2 separate regions of the Homo sapiens genome follow, and region 1 is linked to region 2. A link is a contact called in ENCODE Hi-C or POLR2A ChIA-PET data. All regions are on one chromosome and are shown on one strand. The core of a region is the stretch at or near the end of the contact, and the rest is flanking DNA. Distances in the headings are between cores, read along the strand shown. Region 1 has its middle 98 kb from the start of LINC02543. Region 2 overlaps JARID2 (jumonji and AT-rich interaction domain containing 2).

Region 1 (6,390 bases), core at 1,946-4,445, 490 kb after region 2:
CCCTATTTCAAGAAAACTTTAGTTATAAAATCAGACAGTGGGCTGGGTTTGGCCCATAGGCTATGATTTGCTGATCGCTAACTCAAAATTAAGTATTACGAATTCAGTTGCCTACAGTAAAGCAGGCTCTGTAGAGACCATGACAAATCAGGGAGCACATATTTTATTTAATAGCCAGCTCCACTCAGCTCCAGCCGATAGTAACTAGGCAGAATGTGAGCCTAGCATGACCAGATCTTTCTATTTTTCAAAAACAGATGGAAACCTGTATTTTTACATATTTCCCTATTTTAAAATTTTGGCAATTAGTTCAGACACCACCACCACCACCACCATACACACCTTGGGTACCCAGAAAGCAACTGCACAGACTGCATTTGTCCTGTTGAGCAGCTTCTGCTGCAGAGCAACTTTTAAAAATTAAAAATTAACCAGGCTGGGCATGGTGGCTCATGCTTGTAATCCCAGCACTTTGGGAGGCCAGGGTGGGTGGATCACCTGAGGTTGGGAATTCGAGACCAGCCTGACCAACAAGGGGAAACCCCGTCTCTACTAAAAATACAAAATTGGATGGGCGCGGTGGCGCGTGCCTGTAATCCCAGCTACTCAGGAAGCTAAAGCAGGAGAATTGCTTGTACCCGGGAGGTGGAGGCTGCAGTGAGCCGAGATCACGCCATTGCACTCCAGCCTGGGCAACAAGAGCGAAACTCCGTCTCAAAAAAAAAAAAAAAAAATTAACCAATATGCTGAAGACAGATGTGAAGATTTCTATCATTCTTTCATGTAAGTAAAGGAAATCAAAATATTTTACCCCAAAATATATTTCTTTAACATATTTTGAAATGGCTGCTGCAGAGCTGGCAAAGCGAAATGGCCTTGCAAAGCTGTCTTTTATGGGGTAAAATCTGCATCTGTAGAGAATCTCCATTAACACAACCAGGCTCTAGGAGAGATTCAGAGTCTTACACCTTTAAAAGTCTAAAAAGAAACATGTACCTTTGAGGGAGCCTTTATCTACATAATAATGCCAGCTCTGCTGACCAAGCCTATTTCTTTCTCTGGCCCTTAAACTGTCCTGCCACCAAAACCTGTTTGGGGGCAGGCACTGAGTCGTCATTCTTTCTTTAATCTCCAGATAGTATAAAAGCTTCTGTATTGTTGGGTTGGATCTTCATTCTGAAAGTTCCTGTATAGACATGCTAAATTGTATACCTTTTCTGCTATTAATCAACCTGCCTCATGTCAGTGACTTTTTTTAGTGAATCTTTAGAGGGCCAAGAGCCTATGGCCCCCACATAAACACTTACATAGCACTGATTAAGTGGGAGGCACTATTCTAAGTGCTTTGTCTATATTAGCTCATGAATTATCCTCACAGCAACCTTGTAAGGTAGGTGCTATTACTGTTTCACCCTGGGCAAAGAGAAGCTGAGTAATACCCAAGGTTACACAGCTGAGGTCTGGCAGAGCTGGGATTTGAACCTAGGCAGCTCTAAGGTAGAGTCTGTACACATAACCCATTAGGCTGTAACTTATCGGAAAGGGGTCTTGATCCAGACCCCAAGAGAGGGTTCTTGGTTCTTGTACAAGAAAGAATTTGGGGCGAGTTCATGGAGTGAAGTGAAAACAAGTTGATTAGGAAAGTAAAGGAATAAAGAAGAGCTACTCCATAGGCAGAGCAGCAGCACTGGCTGCTTGTCTAAGGACATTTATAGTCATTTCTTGATTATATGTTAAACAAGGGGCAGATTATTCATGAGTTTTCTGGGAAAGGAGTGGTCAATTCCTGGAACTGAGGGTTCCTCCCTGTTTTAGACCATATAGGGTAACTTCCGGATGTTGCCATGACACCTGTAAACCGTTATGGCACTGGTGAGAGTGTCTTTTAGCATGCTAATGTATCATAATCAGTGAATAATGAGCACTGAGGACGACCAGAGGTCACTTTTATTGCTGTCTTGGTTTTGGTGAGATTTGGCTGGCTTCTTCACTGCATGCTGTTTTCTCAGCAAGGTCTTTATGATCTGTACCTTGAGCTGACCTCCTATCTCATCCTGTGACTTAGAATGCCTAACCTCCTGGGAATGCAGCCCAGTAGGTCTCAGCCTCATTTTACCCAGCCCCTATTCAAGATGGAGTCACTCTGGTTCAAAGGCCTCTGATGTAACCGTCTCCCTTCCATGGCTGCTTTCCTCTCTTAATCCTGCACTAAGCTACAGCAATAGAGAGAAGAAGACTCTTGTCTCTCTTCTAACTAGACTTGGGCCTCAGGGTCAAGGTTTCTTCCCAGTCAACTTATCTTCCCAACCCAAGTGTGGACTTTGTGGCTTTGGGGAAAGTCAGGTCTGAGATGACTTCATCCCCTACTGTGAGGCAAACTCCCTAGCAAATGTCAAGTTGAAAGTTTGGATCACCCCATCACTTCTGTGTTTATATTTTATTGTAATTATTTTTCAGTAAAGCTTACTGCTCTGGAATTTGGATTAACTCTACACACAATATTTAGTTTAATTATCCATCGTGCTTTTCTAATTTGTTCTAGCAAGCCCCAAGAAAATGACTTCAGATAATGTGTGGAAAGATTTCTTTCTTAAAGCTACAGTAACTGAATATAAGAAAAGGCCATCAAATGGAAATTAAAATTGCTTTAAAAGGATAGTGATAACTCATGTCTAAGTTTGCTCAGTTGAAATCACAGTTTTGAGAGAGAAGTAGAATTTTTTTTCTCTAGCAAACTTAAAAGAAATGACGAATTAGGTACTTGTGTCACTTTTCTAAAATGCAGCTATGAGTTTTATTGCTGATTCTTGAAGATATTCTGAAAAGTAATTTCAGCTGCAAAGGAAATGCAGGAGGCAAAACAAATTATAGTCCCTCTTTTCAAAAAATGTGAATACCTCTGGGAGACCAGTGAAGCTATCAGTCATACACAATTTAATATGCAATACTTTTTGCAGCAATGTTTTCCTTCTAATGCCCACAGAAGCTAGATTCTGCTGGGAAAGGAAAGTTTTAGAACTTCTGGGGTCACGTGAGGCTTATGGTGATAATGCATGTAGTTTCGTAACAGAAACAGGGTTTGCCTGGAACTGTCCCAGTTTTAAAACTGAAAGTCTTGTATCCTAGGAATGCCCTCAGTACCAGGCAAACCGGGACACTCAGTGACCCTAAGATCACCGGACGGCGTTTGTGATTTCCTGTCTAGTTCTGCTCTCACTTCCCTCCTCTCCTCACAGCTAAGCCATCTTAACTGCTACTTACAGATATGGCCCCACAGGCTCTGAATAACCTCCTCAGTGCTTTCCAAACCTCCTTGACTGTGGGAATCACCTGGGTGCTTGCCAAACCCAGATTCCCAGGCTGCACTTTTGGTAATTCTCATCCAGAGGTTTGCAGTAGGTCCTGAGAGTCAGTGAATTCACCAAAGCCAGGGGAGTCTTATAATTGGAGAAGTTTGGGAAGCACTAATTAGCCTACATTCAAAGGGGTATGCAAGTACTCTAGTTCAAGAACCAGGAGGCTCAGTATAATCCACACTCGCTGTGGCCTGGCTTGGCCACTGGGACTGTCAGAGGCATTCGAACCAGAACAACTTCATCTTGAATAGGGGCTAGGTAAAATGAGGATGAGACCTGCTAGGTTGCATTCCTAGGAGGTTAGGCTTATTCACAGGATGAGATAGGAGGTCAGCATAAGATACAGGTTATAAAGACCCCACTGATAAAACAGGATGTGGTCAAGAAGCCAGCCAAAACCCACCAAAACCAAGGTGGCAACAAAAGTGACCTCTGGTCATCCTCACTGCTCATTATAGGCTAATTATAATGTATTAACATGATAAAAGACACACCCATCAGTACTATAACAGTTTACAAATGCCATGGCAATGTCTGGGAGTTACCCTATATGGTCTAAGAAGGGGAGTAACCAGCCCAGCGCAGTGGCTCATGCCTGTAATCCCAGCACTTTGGGAGGCCAAGGTGGAAGGGTCACTTGAGATCAGGAGTTCAAGACTAGCTTGGTCAATATCGCAAAACTCCCGTCTCTACTAAAAATACAAAAGTTAGCTGGAAGAACCCTCGGTTCCAGGAGAAACCCCTGCCCCATTCCAGGAAAACTCACGAATAATCTATCCCTTAAGTAGCATATACTCAAGAAAATAACCATAAAAATAGCCCGCTAGCAACCCTTGGGGCCGCTCTGTCTATGGAGTAGCCATTCTTTTATTCCTTTACTTTCTTAATCAACTTGCATTCACTTTACCCTATGGACTCACCCTGAATTCTTTCTTGCACGAGATCCAAGAGCCCTTTCTTGGGATCTAGGGATCGGGACCCCTTCCCAGTAAGAGGACCATTGCTAGCAACTGGTTTCCAGGGGGCTCCCCACACACTTAGGAACTGATCCCTGAATATTTGTCCAGGGGCTGACCTTTCCTGCCTGCTGACAGAGGTCTCTGCTTCTTCCTGCTTTTCTGAATGTCTGGAAATAGCTTATTCTGAGAGTCGCCATTTTCTGTCCCTGTACTCTCATGGAGTCTACCACTCTCAAGGTCATTGCCCTGTGTGTGGAACTGCCACATCTCACCTCTACCTGCAGCTGAGTTTGCTTCTCTGTGAGTCTTCACTGTTCCTGGCCTCTCCTAGTTTCTCCTGTAGACTGTGTTTAATGCTTTTCTGTCAAAATGTTTTAAGAGATTCACCACGATGAGAAGAATGCAAAAGGCAAGGGATACTGCTTAAGGGTGTGAGCCCCTGAGCTGACTGCTGAAGTTGAACTCCAGCTGTGTGATCTTTGGCCTCAGTTACTTAACCTGTGAAATGGGGATAATCATAGTATTGATTTCCTTACATTGTTGGCAGGGTTAAATGAGAAGATATCTGTAAAGCATTTAGCATGGTGCCTGACACCTTTGAAACTGTAAATGTTAGCTATCATCATCACTCTTATTATTACTAGTGCTCTTATCATCATTAATTGTTATATTATTTTTACTAGGAAGTAGGAGAAGGATATAGAAGATAGGGCAGGAGAAGATCCTTTATCTTTTAAAAAATTTGCCATGGAGGCTGAGTGCAGTGGCTCATGCCTATAATCCCAGCACTTTGGGAAGTTGAGGCAGGAGGATCACTTAAGCCCAGGAGTTCGAGACCAGCCTGGGCAACATAGAGAGACCCTATCTCTACAAAAAGTCAAAAAATTAGCCATGCATGGTGGTATGCGCCTGAATTCCAGCTACTGGGGAGGCTGAGGTGGGAGGATTGCTTGAGCCCAGGAAGTCAACTGTGTAGTGAGCCTTGATCACACTACTGCCTCCAGCCTGGGCCACAGAGTAAGACCCTTTCTCAAAAAAACGGCCAGGTGCAGTGGCTCACACCTGTAATCCTACCACTTTGGGAGATGGAGGCAGGCAGATCACTTGAGGTCAGAAGTTCAAGACCCGCCTGGCCAACATGGCAAAACCTCGTCTCTACTAAAATTACAAAAATTAGCCAGGTGTGGTGGCATATTCCTGTGGTCCCAGCTACTTGGGAGGCTGAGGCATGAGAATCTCTTGAACCTAGGAGGTGGAGGCTGCAGTGAGCCAAAATCACACTACTGCATTCCAGCCTGGGTGACAGAGCAAGATTCTGTCTTAAAAACAAAACAAAACAAAACAAACAAACAAAAAAACCGAGCAAACAAAAATTTGCCAGGGGCTTTTGAAAGAGATATTCTCCCTCTTCTTCATCTGCTCATCTTCCTCACCATACCAAAGGATTACAGCAGCTGCAGTTTCAAAAAGAACATCAGGATACATGACCTGACCATTCAGTGGGAAGAATTTAATTTCCAAACACTTCTAGAAAATTCCAGTGATATGATCAGGCATTTGATTTCTGCTTAGAGGACCAAGAATGTAAGCTAAGACTATTTAGTATAGATACATTGGATGTATGGAAGTTTTATGGGATGGTCTATAAATCCAGCCTCCATACATGTTGTGAAACCCTAATAGCCAACTCACATCTGGATTTTAGCAATATAACCCATTGCTATGACAACTATTAATTATATCATGTTGTGCCCCAACTCAGTGCACTGGAGTACTCTCCAAAGGGAAACACATTTACATGAATCAATTTATCTTTCATCTCATATCAAAGAAGCCAATCAGATTATTTTTGCCCAGCGGATCTATTATTAAAGGAACAATTTTGTCTTTAAGTCCCTACTTATTGATGAACAGAATTCATCTTATTTATAATACCAGTATGAAAGGCAAGGTCTTCTGCAGATTAAAGAAAGCTAGTTACTTCAGCAGTACACTTCAGACGTGTACATGCACAGGCCAGCAGTCACTATTTTTCCAGAGTCCTCTCCACATGGAAAGGTTAGAAAAAAGGAAAT
Region 2 (6,236 bases), core at 164-2,663:
TCAGTTTTCTTCTGTAGGCGGCTTTTGACCTTGGAGGTGGTCAGTTCTGGGCCCTCTGTGGTGTGGAATTCTTTTCATGAGCTGATAGAAGCTCGAGTTGCATATCCTAGGGGATTCCAGGGATTTATATTTTGGTGCGTATTTATAACTGGGTTGTCTGGTGGGTGTGTGTTTGACTGGGTTGTCAGTGTAAAATTAAAAGGGTGTTGAAATGAAGTGTGGACCCAGAGCAGTTACGGCCTGGGATAGAGTAGTCATGGGATTGGACACAAAACTAGAACTGCCGATTGTAGAGCATCGTGGGTGTTTATAATTCAGTCATTATTATTATTCTAGGTACTGTACTTGTTCTGATTGTTATAAAGGTCATATTAAGGATGAAGAAGGAGTGAAGAGGGGAAGAGAGTGGGGAGGATGAGCCCTTGCCCCAAAGAAGTAACAGGGAGTTGTGCCAAAATGAGCAGTACATTTATGTTCACAGTGGTGATCATCAGAGTTTAAATAGCTTCTGGTCTGTTTGGGAAATCTTTCATGAAGATCACGGCTCTTTGTTTTTGTGAGAGGTTTTGTGTTGAATAAAGTTAAACTGTCAGCCTTGTTGTCTATTTTTATTTATTTTTGTTGGAGCCTTTCAGTGAGCAGTGTTTTCTGTCCCCCTGGGATTGTTGGTTAGGATGTACGAAGGGGAGATCTTTTGTCTTTTGGTGGTTCTTACTCATTTGGGGTCTAGAGAGCCAGAATGGGGCCCATTCTAGTAGTAGCAGTGTTCTGCTTACCTCTTCCTCTGAGGAAATAGGAGATATCTGCTGGGTTTGTTCCTTTGTAGCTCAAGGCGTTTATTGCCTTCTGGGGCCCAGGGTCCTATCTTTCTCAAAGAGTCATTTACTTGTTTCTGAAATAGGAAAAAAAGGATAGAGTCAGACATTTTCCTTATCTACCCAGTGACCCAACTTTTCCATGTTAATAATGAACACTGTGTCAGGTCTTAGTATCTAACGCTTTCTCAAAAAATTGTGCATGCAAAAGAGGTGTAGATTGTTGAAGGTGTGTCGTGGGGGCGGATTCTGGTGGTGGTGAGAGAGCTCTTGTGAGATTGTTGATTTACAAATCAGTATTTACATCTGTTTTTGCAGGGGTTAAATATAACAAAAATATGTCCCCCGCGTCCACCTATTCATCCTCCCCATTCCTGCCTCCAAATCTTGGGACTGTTTTAAGTAGTGATGGGTGGGGGTGTTTTTGGATTGTCTTTTCTTGACCGGAATGGGAAATCTCCATAGCTGATTTGACAGTAGACAAAGGGGAGCCCTAGTCGGCTCAGGGGCTGGTCTCATAAGGGAAAGGGATAATTATTTTCCATAAGCCGAGGTATGAAACCACTTTCATTTGTGCCTCGTTGACCACAAGTGTGCCACCGACATCCTGCCTCATGACTTGGCATTTGTTCTCAGTCACACCAGTGTGTTGATCTGGTGAGCAAGTCAGTGGACAAGCCTGGGCTGTGCTCTGCAGACCCTGTGCCCTGCTCGCCCCTCTCCCTGGAGCTCTGTGCTCCATTGGAAGCTTCACATGCTGACCTGCATGTGTACAGTGATGGGCAAACTCCATGTTCATATTGACCATGCCAAGCAGGCCCAAAGCCAAATCTGCCCTGGCATCGGAATGCCTACCCTGCTTAAAAAGCAATTCATTTTTTTTTCTCTTTGCAAAACTTGAGTGAACATAACATTTATTTTTCACTATCAATGGCAGCAAACCATGCATTCTGATGACCTCAGAGAGGGCCCTACCTCAGCCATGGGGGCTGCTTTTATAATTTTTCTATCATCTTAAAGTGCACACACACACACACACACACACACACACACACACACACACACACACACACACAGAAATTGCTGCTGAAAATGAAAGCTGTCTTTGGATGCTTGACTGTTTGATATGTAATGTGATAACCTTGTCTCACAGTGACAGGGTGACAGACGGCATTGGCTCTATAATACAGAATTACCTTTTGTGCATCTTTTCTACAACAAAGCTAAATACATTGAGTCACCCTAATATGCTAATGACTTTGGTGTGCTCCAGATGTTTTAGAAGCCCTGGAACAGCCTCAAAGCCCTCCTTGTTTTTCCTTTCTTTTTAACCCTTGTTTTGGGGCACTGCTTTTGTGGAATAGAGCCATTGGCTTTTCCTTTAGTTTTCTATTGTCATGTATGTGTAGCTAATGAGAGAGGACTGGTAAAACTTCTTTGTGTCTAAAACATCATAAAATGATACAGACTACATGCTCTAGTCCCTTTTTTTTTCCAGATATTAGAAAAGAGTTGTCTTCTGTCCATACATTTGTGTTCTGAAATCTGTCGTTCTCATTGGTTGCTTTAGAAGTTCCTTCAGCTAAAGGAATCTTTGGCCTAATTTGTGTTTCAATTTTCCCAACGCCCATCATATAAGGCAAGAGGGAGATAGCCATACACTAGTGTCTCCAGTTACCAAGAACAACAGGAATTCCTATTCCATTTTGATGCTGCTGTTCCAGACTCAGAAGCCTGTTTTGTTGTATTGTTTTGTGCGGTCTTTTCATTTCTTGCTAATTTGGGAGATGCGGTGAAAAGCTCCTGAATGTGCAGAGCTGCTGATGGCAGGGTTCTGTTGTGTTCAATTTCTTTAGAGTTCTCGGCTGCACAAATGGACACTGCCTTGTGGCTAAATGGTCTTGGATCCCAGACGCACTTCTCCCGTCAGCTGATGGTGACTAGCTGAGGTTGCAGGCACAGTAACCAAGCTGCCTTTACTGCAATGATTTACAATTTTCAGCTCATATTTATTGCTTTTGTGAAAGACAATAGACATGGTTTAATTTAAGTTCAACCTACTGAATATTAATAGAGGAGAACAAATGCTAATGGGATAGACTGACTCTTTGGGCCATTCATTCAATTTCCTCTGTTTAACCTCCTCTCCCCAACAAAGGTTTGTGTTGGTCGGGGTGGGGGAGGGGGTTGGAAAAATAAAAACGGTTTGAGTGTGTGAAGGAGGGGATGCCATTTCATTATTTCTCGTTGACTAAAAATAATAATTTTAACAATTGGTGGCAGGGCTTTGTTAGGGGAGAGAAAAGGCAGTACATTAGCTTGGCTAATGTTATAATAATGGCTCTGTTGCCCTGTGGCGTCATATTCCATCTTGCTGACCTGGCCCTCCTGGATTGGGCAGGCTGTATGATTGGGCTTAAAACATTCAAAATGAAATGTGGTAGCCAGTACAGTGGAGATTGGTCGCCAGCGGGGGGGTTAGATAAAGAAAAAGCCCAGGTTTATTTAACCATGTAGGCTGTCTGACTATTAATAAATGTAAATGTTTTCTGGGCTGATATATACAGAATGGAAGTACTCACATTGAAAAAGTTGATCACGTGCAGAATAAAGTCAGTCTTGCGCCTTCGTAAGGGCCAGTAAAATCTATGGTCCTGGCCAGGCGCGGTGGCTCACGTCTGTAATCCTAGCACTTTGGGAGGCTGAGACAGGTGTATCACAAGGTCAAGAGATCAAGACCGTACTGGCCAACATGGTGAAACCCCGTCTCTACTAAAATTACAAAAATTAGCTGAGCGTGGTAGCGAACGCCTATAGTCCCAGCTACTCAGGAGGCTGAGGCAGGAGCACTGCTTGAACCTGGGAGGCGGAGGTTGCAGTGAGCCAAGATTGTGCCACTGCGCTCCAGCCTCATGACAGAGCGAGACTCTGTCTCAAGGTCGGGGGAGAGGGGAGCCTATGGCCCTTTAATTTGTATAAAGGCAGTTCCTTATGTATGGGCCCCATTTTATGAATCTGGAACATGAATGTGATTCTCTTCTAGTTCAGGTACTCATTGCAATCCTCAGAATGGTGGAAAACTTGGAGTTCTTGGAAGATTTAGTTAGATAAGGGCCTGGAACAATGGAGTCAGTACTTTGATTTCTTTTTGCTCAGTCATGCCTTATCAGAGTAGCCTTATCTGTTTTGCATTTTGCTTACATAAAATCGTTTAATATTCCTAGGTATTTTTCATGTGTAAAATCTCTTCATAAAATTACCCCTAATTTATACTTAAGCAATTGATTTGCAGGGTGAGAGGGTGGTTGGGGAGAACATTACACATCTCTTTACATTTATGCTTCTTAGACATGCACATTTTTTCCAACCTGTTAACTTTTTTGTCTCTATTTGTCACGTTGGCTGATTCTTGTAACTTTGTGACATTTTGCAGGCAAGTGTCTTTTTTTTTCTGCAAAATTATTGATAAAAGGTACATGAGGCCATGTGCGGTTTTCACGCCTGTAATTCCAGTGCTTTGGGAGGTCGAAATGGGCGAGGATTACTTGAACCCAGGAGTTTGAGACCAGCTTGGCAACAAAGCAAGACCCCATGTATAAAAAAAAAAGAAAAAAATTAGTGGGGCATGGTGGTGCACACTTGTAGTCCCAGCCATTCGGGAGGCTGGCTTGAGCCTAGGAGGACTGCTTGAGCCCAGGAGGCTGAGGCTGTTGTGAGCATGTCACCGCACTCTAGCATGGGTGACAGAGCAAGACCTTGTCCCTCTGCACCCCCACCCCCCAAAAAACAAGTCCCCAGAGCAGCCAAAGCAGCATTAGTGTCACCTGGGAATGTGTTAGAACGGGGGACACTTGGGGGGTGATTCGCATGCATGCTCAAGTTTGAGAGTCACTTCTCTTTACAGTCACCCAGATTCATTTTGTCAGGAGGACAGAAGCAAAGCTGTCATCAAAAAGCTTAACTTTCTTACTTACTTGCTAAATCATTTGTTCATTCTTTCATGCATTCACCTCTTATTCAGCTAAGACTTCAGCTGCTGTTATGTACCAAAGGGTATAGGAACCCTTCCCAGTCTTCCTGAGCTGCTCCTAGTCCTTATTTAGTTCGTTTTTTATACCAATATAGCTCTTCTTCCTCCTTGTCCTCTTCGTCCATCACCACTTCGTGTTTTTAGGCTTACTGCAAATCCCAACTTTCTTGTTCTTGTTTTGGTATTGCAAGCTTGCCGGCTGGCTCCATTGGCTCACTCATTATCCTCTCCATCACATTCTTTTCTTCACTTACTACTGAGTGATGCATATGTCTGTGTTTGTCTGTCTCTCCTAATTTTAGATTTTGATTAACCTGTATCCCCAGTGCCCTGGCATATAGTATTTGTTAAGTAAATTAATGGATAAATTCAGAATTGATCCCTTTTTTGCCTTCTGTGCTTTATTCTCCATTATGTTATTCCCACCTTGTGCTATTGAAAAAAGGAAACTTCAGGTCAGGTGCAGTAACTCATGCCTGTAATCCCAGCACTTTGGGAGGCTGAGGTGACTGGATCCCTTGAGCCCAGGAGTTTGAGATCAGCCTGGGCAACATGGCGAAACCCCATCTCTACAAAAAATACAAGGATTAGCTGGGCATGGTGGCATGTGTCTGCGGTCTCAGCTGAGGCAGGAGGATTTCTCCAGCCCAGGAGGTCAAGGCTGCAATAAGCTATGGTTGCGCCACTGCCCTCCAGCCTGGGCAACAGAGCGAGACCCTATCTCAAAAGCAAAAAGAAAAATTTGAACTCCACCAAGACGATACATATTTACGATGTGCATCCTCTTTTTTTCCTTTTCAGTTTTACATCTGGTTCTTTAACCAGCATTTTTATTTTCAGTTTTCTCTATGGTAATTTATCCATCTTCTCTTTTTACAGATAAGATAAATATTATGTTCCTTGGCCAACTCTAATCTCAGTTAAATGTCGTCTGTATCCTAATTGGGTGGGAAGAGGGATCCCCCACTCGCATAGTGACACTACTAATGTGATCTGAGTGCTGATCAGTAAAGATATTATTTAAACTACATACGTAATTTTAGTTTCTGCAGTCACACTCAAAAGAAGTAGGTGAAATCAATGTTAATATATTTGATTTAATCTACTCCAAAACATTTCCACAATTAATACAACATTGTCAATGACATGTTACATTCTGATATTAAATTACAATTAAGTAAAATTAAAATTTATTTTCTTATCCACACTGGGCATATTTCAGGTGATCAGTAGCTGCACATGACTAGTGGCTACTGTAATGGAGAACATGGCTTCAATCTCTGAAACACTGGCCACGCTTTTATCCTTGGATTCTTAGATTTCCATACAGTTGTCTTCTTTTGCCCTCACAGTGCAGACTCCCAGCATTTTCTTTGGGGGTTTTTGTATGT

Evidence for each region. Hi-C counts contacts between places; a loop is a spot of excess contacts on that map. ChIA-PET counts read pairs that join two places held with the same protein, here RNA polymerase II (POLR2A). Pooled maps may share reads with other maps.
Region 1: a loop to region 2 is called in a map of HepG2, with 17 times the contacts of the local background. The contact joins two enhancer-like sites. A Hi-C loop is called at or near these places in 1 of 168 maps with a recorded cell type or tissue (HepG2), 1 of 37 single-sample maps with no recorded cell type and 1 of 50 pooled maps. POLR2A ChIA-PET finds 5 or more read pairs at or near these places in 1 of 52 experiments (OCI-LY7).

Annotation. Positions count from the first base shown.
Region 1 is chr6:15,894,110-15,900,499 of GRCh38, forward strand. No RefSeq gene overlaps it. Among named protein-coding and RNA genes, the nearest start is that of LINC02543, 98 kb to the right of the region's middle. RefSeq lists enhancers at 2,149-2,443, 3,110-3,159. Within about 2 kb of position 3,196, at least 11 of the 41 ENCODE cell types and tissues checked have a DNase peak (open chromatin) inside an H3K27ac peak, as active enhancers do.
Region 2 is chr6:15,402,683-15,408,918 of GRCh38, forward strand. The region is part of intron 2 of JARID2 (jumonji and AT-rich interaction domain containing 2); the gene reads left to right. Among named protein-coding and RNA genes, the nearest start is that of DTNBP1-AS1, 140 kb to the right of the region's middle. RefSeq lists enhancers at 1-456, 1,316-1,610, 1,680-2,370. Within about 2 kb of position 1,414, at least 6 of the 41 ENCODE cell types and tissues checked have a DNase peak (open chromatin) inside an H3K27ac peak, as active enhancers do.